2 separate regions of the Homo sapiens genome follow, and region 1 is linked to region 2. The links are chromatin contacts, found by Hi-C or POLR2A ChIA-PET in ENCODE. All regions are on one chromosome and are shown on one strand. Each heading gives the region's core, a stretch centred on a gene start or an enhancer-like site at or near the end of the contact. The rest is flanking DNA. Distances are from core to core; before and after follow the strand shown.

Evidence for each region. A loop is a pair of places that touch in the nucleus more often than their neighbours do. ChIA-PET counts read pairs that join two places held with the same protein, here RNA polymerase II (POLR2A). Pooled maps may share reads with other maps.
Region 1: a loop to region 2 is called in a pooled map, with 2.7 times the contacts of the local background. The contact joins the enhancer-like site here to the promoter of GTF3C2-AS2 in region 2. A Hi-C loop is called at or near these places in 1 of 168 maps with a recorded cell type or tissue (breast epithelium) and 2 of 50 pooled maps. POLR2A ChIA-PET finds 5 or more read pairs at or near these places in 1 of 52 experiments (A673).

Annotation. Positions count from the first base shown.
Region 1 is chr2:28,444,522-28,447,408 of GRCh38, forward strand. LOC102723530 (a long non-coding RNA gene) reads right to left here. Exons shown (of 2, transcript NR_187669.1): 2 at 2,242-2,887. Among named protein-coding and RNA genes, the nearest start is that of PLB1, 50 kb to the right of the region's middle. Within about 2 kb of position 1,255, at least 3 of the 41 ENCODE cell types and tissues checked have a DNase peak (open chromatin) inside an H3K27ac peak, as active enhancers do.
Region 2 is chr2:27,355,332-27,358,198 of GRCh38, forward strand. GTF3C2-AS2 (GTF3C2 antisense RNA 2) reads left to right here and starts at 1,434. Exons shown (of 4, transcript NR_183827.1): 1 at 1,434-1,525; 2 at 2,477-2,571. GTF3C2 (general transcription factor IIIC subunit 2) reads right to left here and starts at 1,433. Exons shown (of 19, transcript NM_001035521.3): 1 at 1,408-1,433. RefSeq lists enhancers at 827-1,440, 954-1,233, 1,284-1,623, 1,441-2,054, 1,634-1,763.

The sequences.
Region 1 (2,887 bases), core at 5-2,504, 1.1 Mb after region 2:
CAGTGCGGGAGCAGCAGCATGAATTCTAGACCCTTAGTATGACCCGGAGAGAGGTGCACACTGAAGGATCTGTAAGATCAGAACAGCAGCCATCCCAGCAGAGGCCTGCATGAGGAAAGTCTCCCCAATTCCTTAGCTCTTGGTGAACCTCCTAGAAAATCACTCCCAACACTGAGAAGAGTGAGCAGGAAAACCTGCATTGACTGGGTAATTTTCTGCCATTCTGGTGGTGAGGTATCTCATCTGAGTTATAGGAAGGGAAAGAAGGTAATATTTTTTGAACATCTGAGTTAGTTACTTAAGGTTTATTCCAGCTTTATATGGAACTTCTAACACCCTACATTTTAAGGACTAAGCCTAATGTTAATACAGAGTGGTGATGAGGAGGGAACCACCCATTCCGCTGGGAGAGGAGCTGGTGGGGAGGAACTGGGAGAGCCTGGGCCAGTAGGCTTCCCTGCCTCACTTATTCTCAGCCCTGTGTTTGGGATATCACAGTGCCATCAAGCAACTCAGCTTCATAATGGGTTCCTCTGAGTTCTATTCCTCTGTCCTGCAATGCTTTAATCAAGTCCTGCCTCTTGATGCGTCACTTTCATCTTGAGCAACTCAACGGACATTCAGTCCTCAAGATCTGCATGGAGCAAAGTTTGAGGGTAAGCCCCATCTCTCACACAGCAGTGACTATTTGGGAAGCTAAGGCTCCAAGTGAGGACACTGTCTTGTGCCGGGTGCAGAGGACATTGAGGTGGGGCTGCCTCATGCTTCACAGTCCTAGCGTTATTTTCCATGCCATCTGTGTTCTGACTAAACCCACTTTAGGTATGGGGAAACTGATGCTTCAGCCCTATTTATTGCATGCCAGGAAAGTCTAGTTCGCATGTTGTTTTGCTTATGTTAGCATGTTCACCTTGCACAGTAACTCCAAGAATGTAAAAAAGACACTTCAAAATGCATTGAATAAATACCTTCCTTTGCTGTGATCCCATGTCCACCAAATGTTCTGAAATGAGACACATGGAAAATGGAAAACAGACCAAAAATATTTGCTTGACTGACATTGTGGATTAGGGTGTCCACGAGAGTATAAACACACACACCCACTACACACACACACCCACTACACACACGCACCCTGCAGAGTGGGCCCCAGGATTAGGGACCTTCCACAGCAACCAACGCTGGCTGCCAATTTCAGAGCTGCCCCTGGGCCTGGCTCTGCTGGATTGAGGCCAGGAGTGCCTGGGTCTGAGGAATGCACTCACCTGGAGCTCAGAAGGAGCCCCTGCACCCTCTACCTGGGCAGCCCAGAAAGGTGTTGGGGCTGTCACTCCACACTGAGAGGGCATCACCACTCAGGGGCTTGGAAGAAGGGGGAATGGGTCAGGACTTTTAGTTCATTGCTAAATGAAGCCTAACTCCCCTCTGGGGTCCTGTGGCCTGGACCCCTGGTGCAGGTCCGCGGTGGCCTTGCTCAAGGGAGCACTGAACTCATTCACCCTCCCAGCAGTCAAACCATGACACGCAAGAGCCTCTTACTCATCCCGAAGTCATCAGTCATGTTTCCAAGAGTGTGAGTAATTCAGGGAGGGAGGGAGAGAGGGCTCCAGCTGGGGGTGGGATGATGCTGAAGAGGTGATGTGGCCCAGAAGGAGCCCTAATTCTTCTTACTCCAAAGCTGGAAATGCTCTTCTTTTTGAGAAGAGATGTCTCCTTAATCTGCTCCCAATGGGGTGTGTGTGTGTGTGTGTGTGTGTGTGTGTGTGTGTGTGTGTGTGTATGTGTAGAATACTGGCAGCTTAAAGAAACTGGAAACCAAAGCAACAAGGACTTCTCCCTTCATTCCCAGGAGCTGAGAAGGTGTGCTGGCTCAGAGGACGGAGGCCAAGTGGGCACTTTTTTTACTTATTAATAAAATATACATTCAGACAGGGCACAGTAGCTCAAGCCTGTAATCCCAGCACTTAGGGAGGCCGAAGCGGAAGGATCGCTTGAGCCCAGGAGTTTGAGACTAGTCTGGGCAACATAGTGAGACCCTAGCCCTAAAAAAAATTGAAAAATTAGCTGGGGGTGGTGGCACACAACTGTGGTCCCAGCTACTCAGGAGGCTGAGGTGGGAGGATTGCTTGAGCCCAGCTGGTCAAGGTTGCAGTGAGCCATGATTGTGCCACTGCACTCCAGCCTGGGTGACACAGTGAGACTCTGTCTCAACTACAATGCAATACAATAAAGTATGTACTCATATTTGCCCAGCACTTTATTCCATTTTGAGCCTTTGAGGGGAACAAGTTAGGTATTGTTATCTCCATTTTATAGCCAAGGAACTGAAGCTCAGGGCAGTCATGTAAGCTGCTAGTGTCCTATCACAGGCAACTATTGGAGCTGGGATTTGAACCCAGGTCCCTTAATGACTAGTCCAGCCCCTACATCCCTGAACTGTGAGGGCTTCCTCTAAACAGAGGGCTCTGTTAGCCTTTCGACTTGTTTTCTATCCAAGATCATCTTTCAGCAAGTGGGCTCAGCCTGGACCCAACAATTGTCCCTTGCCTTCCTAGACCACACTCTTACAGAGGTCCTGGCCGTGGGTACTCCTGGGGGATGCTCAGTTCCAGGTCACTTTCCCCTCCTCCTAGCCTGGGACTTGACCCAGGAGAGCTGGCTGCCTTCAGAGGAGAACCTTTTCCAAGGAAGTCACAGGGGAGAGAGCCAGGGGAACCCCGGTAGGATGGAGAGTCTGTGGGTGGGTCTGCCCAGACAGTGGGAGTTGACCAAGCATCAGCTCCCAAGAGGCCCAAGCCTAAGGAGTTAAGTACTAGCAGTCAGGCATTTTGGCTATGGATTGGCTGAGGGACCTGACCTCTAACCCTGTGTCTTCCTTTCTTGCGTT
Region 2 (2,867 bases), core at 184-2,683:
CCAACATGGTAAAACCCCGTCTCTACTAAAAATACAAAAGTAGCCGGGCATGGTGGCACGCGCCTGTAATTCCAGCTACTCAGGAGGCTGAGGCAGGAGAATCGCTTGAACCCGGGAGGCGGAGGTTGCAGTGAGCCGAGATCACGCCACTGCACTCCAGCCTGGGCAACAAGAACAAAACTCCGTATCAAAAAAAAAAAAAATACACTTCTCATGGAAGGCAGCAGCAGGATGTAATGGTACAAATTCTGGATACACAGTAAAGGAATAGATGATCAGTAAATTCGTACTGAGTTTCTAAAACCTTCCATTGCACCCCAATCTGTCTGGTTCCCATGCTGCTCCAGGATGCCAGCTTGACCTCCCCAGCCAAGAAAAAATAATGACACAACACTGCACCTTAAGTATGAAATTACTTTGAATACACTGCTTAGCTTAATATATTGTTTCCTAAAGTGTTCCTAGGGTACAACTGGCGGTATGCAAGATGATTTTAATGGTACGAAAACGAACATTTTAATGACTAGTGCTTTTATTTCAACTTACATAAACAATTATAAGTAGCCCATGAAACCCACGGTTTCATTTATATTGCTTAGGTCGAGACTAATGCATTTAAACTTTTTAAGTAAGTCAATTTAAAGAGAACTATTCAGAAAACAATAGTACAATTGATAAGAGATTGCAAAAATAGTGATGGCACGGGATTGACTTAAAATTGTATATGCCTCTGGAACAAAGAGGTTTGTCCATACCCTATACATCCCTCCAACAAAGTGAGTTGCCTCCGACGGAGTTGAAGTCGCCACCTCTGACTTCCCCAACAGGCAGCCAACTTGCCACGGGACAAAAGGACTAGACAGGGAAACACAACTGGCCCTTGGTTACGCCAATGGCGTTGCAGCGCGCGGGGCACAACCCTCGGGGTTAAAGAGCCTCCTCGAGGAAGAGGCTGGGACACAGCTGAAAGAGATTGACCCACAACCACTCTAGGGGCCATCACCTGCCCTTCTTCAGTCCTGGGCGTGAAGGTAGATTTCTCCCCTAGCCTGTGCGGGAGAGGAGCCCTGGTTTTTCTAACAAGGACTACTGTAGGTTCGCCGAGTTCGAGGGACGCTACGTATGCAGCGCCTACGCCCGGACACAGGCTTCCGCGTTACCGACACCGCGTGGGGGAGGAGGGCAAGACCCGAGGCTTGCAGAGATGGGGGGTGCACGGTGGCCACAGTAGGGAAGGTGCGGAGCATGATGGTGCTCTGTAGGAGCGCAGACGCTGAAAGGCGCGCTGCTGTGGCTGGGAGAAGAGCGGAGCCAGGAGTTTGTTCCCAATATCTTAGTGCTATGGCAAAAGAAGGGGGAGGAGTAATTGTGGGGCCCCCCACACACCCGCTGCGGCGATACACTCACCCTCGCCAAAGTCCTTCCGGAAGTCTAAGTTCGAAGATGGCGCCGCCTGTCTGGTCGCGGTCTTATGACGAAATCTTGTTAGCTGCTCTTCACTGACGCCCCCACCCCAGTGCACAAGGTAAACACGTGTGCTTGGTCCGGAGTCGGTGCCGGGCTAGTTTTCTCTTAGACTCTGTATTCCATAATGCAGCGCGGCCAGAGTCACCGAGCCCTCCGAAGCCAGCCGAGTTCCAGGGCGTCTTCAGCGGCGCCAGGGACGCTGCAGGGCCTCATGGGAGTTGCAGTGTCAAAAAGGGGAGATCGACGCCTGCGCGGCCAACGGGATCCCACGCGGCCTCGACGGGAGCCGGGAGTAGGCGGACTCCCAGGCCGGGCTCGCGCTCTGGATCCCTGAATCCGGCCTTTCCGGCCGGACTGCCGCGCCTGTGGCCGGAAGAGCCAGCTAGACCAGAGAGTCTGTACCTGCAACCCTGGCGGCGTCCGAGCCCAAGGCGGAGTCTGGGAGACAAAGAAGTCCTCGCCGCCGGCCGCTGGAGGATTCTGCCAGTAGTGAAGTCAGGGATGGGCCCGAGAGAGCTTGGAAAGAGGACAAGGAAGGGAAGGAGTAGGAGTAGAAAAGCATGACTTTGGCTGGGTATGGTAGCTCCTGTCTGTAATCCCAGCACTTTGGGAGGCCAAGGCGGGGGAGGATCACTTGAGCCCAGGAATTCGATACCAGCCTGGGCAACATAGTGAGACCCCGTTTTTATTTTTATTTTTATTTTTTCCTGAGATGGAGTCTTGCTCTGTCCCCAGGCTGGAGTGCAGTGGCGCGATCTCGGCTCACTGCAAACTCCGCCTCCCGGGTTCAAGCAATTGTCCTGCCTCAGCCTCCCGAGTAGCTGAGATTACAGGCGCCCGCCACCAAGCCCGGATAATTTTTGTCTTTTTAGTAGAGAAGGGGTTTCACTATGTTGGCCAGGCTGGTCTCGAACTCCTGACCTTGTGATACGCCTGCCTCAGCCTCCCAAAGTGCTGGGATTACAGGCATGAGCCACCGCGCCCGGCCTAATTTTTTAATTTTTTCTAGAGATGGGGTCTCGTTATGTTGACCAGGCTGGTCTTGAACACCTGACCTGAAGTGATCCTCTTGCCTCAGCCTCCCATAGTGCTGCGATCACAGGTGTAAGTCACTGAGTTTGGCCATTATTCCATTTCTGTACACAAAAACCTTTCTCATTCTGTGCTATAACTAGTTAGCATTTAATTGGGTGGATGTGGTATAACTAGTGCCTTGTTGATATTGATGCATATTTACATGGTTTTGCTGTTATAAACAATGGTCCCTTGCTATTATAAATCACACTGCTATAAGTAACCTTGCATCTAAATTACTTCAAATGTGTAACTATATGGGTAGGATAATTTCTAGAAGTGGAATTGTGAACCAAAGTTTTAGGTGCATTTGTAATTTTGATTTA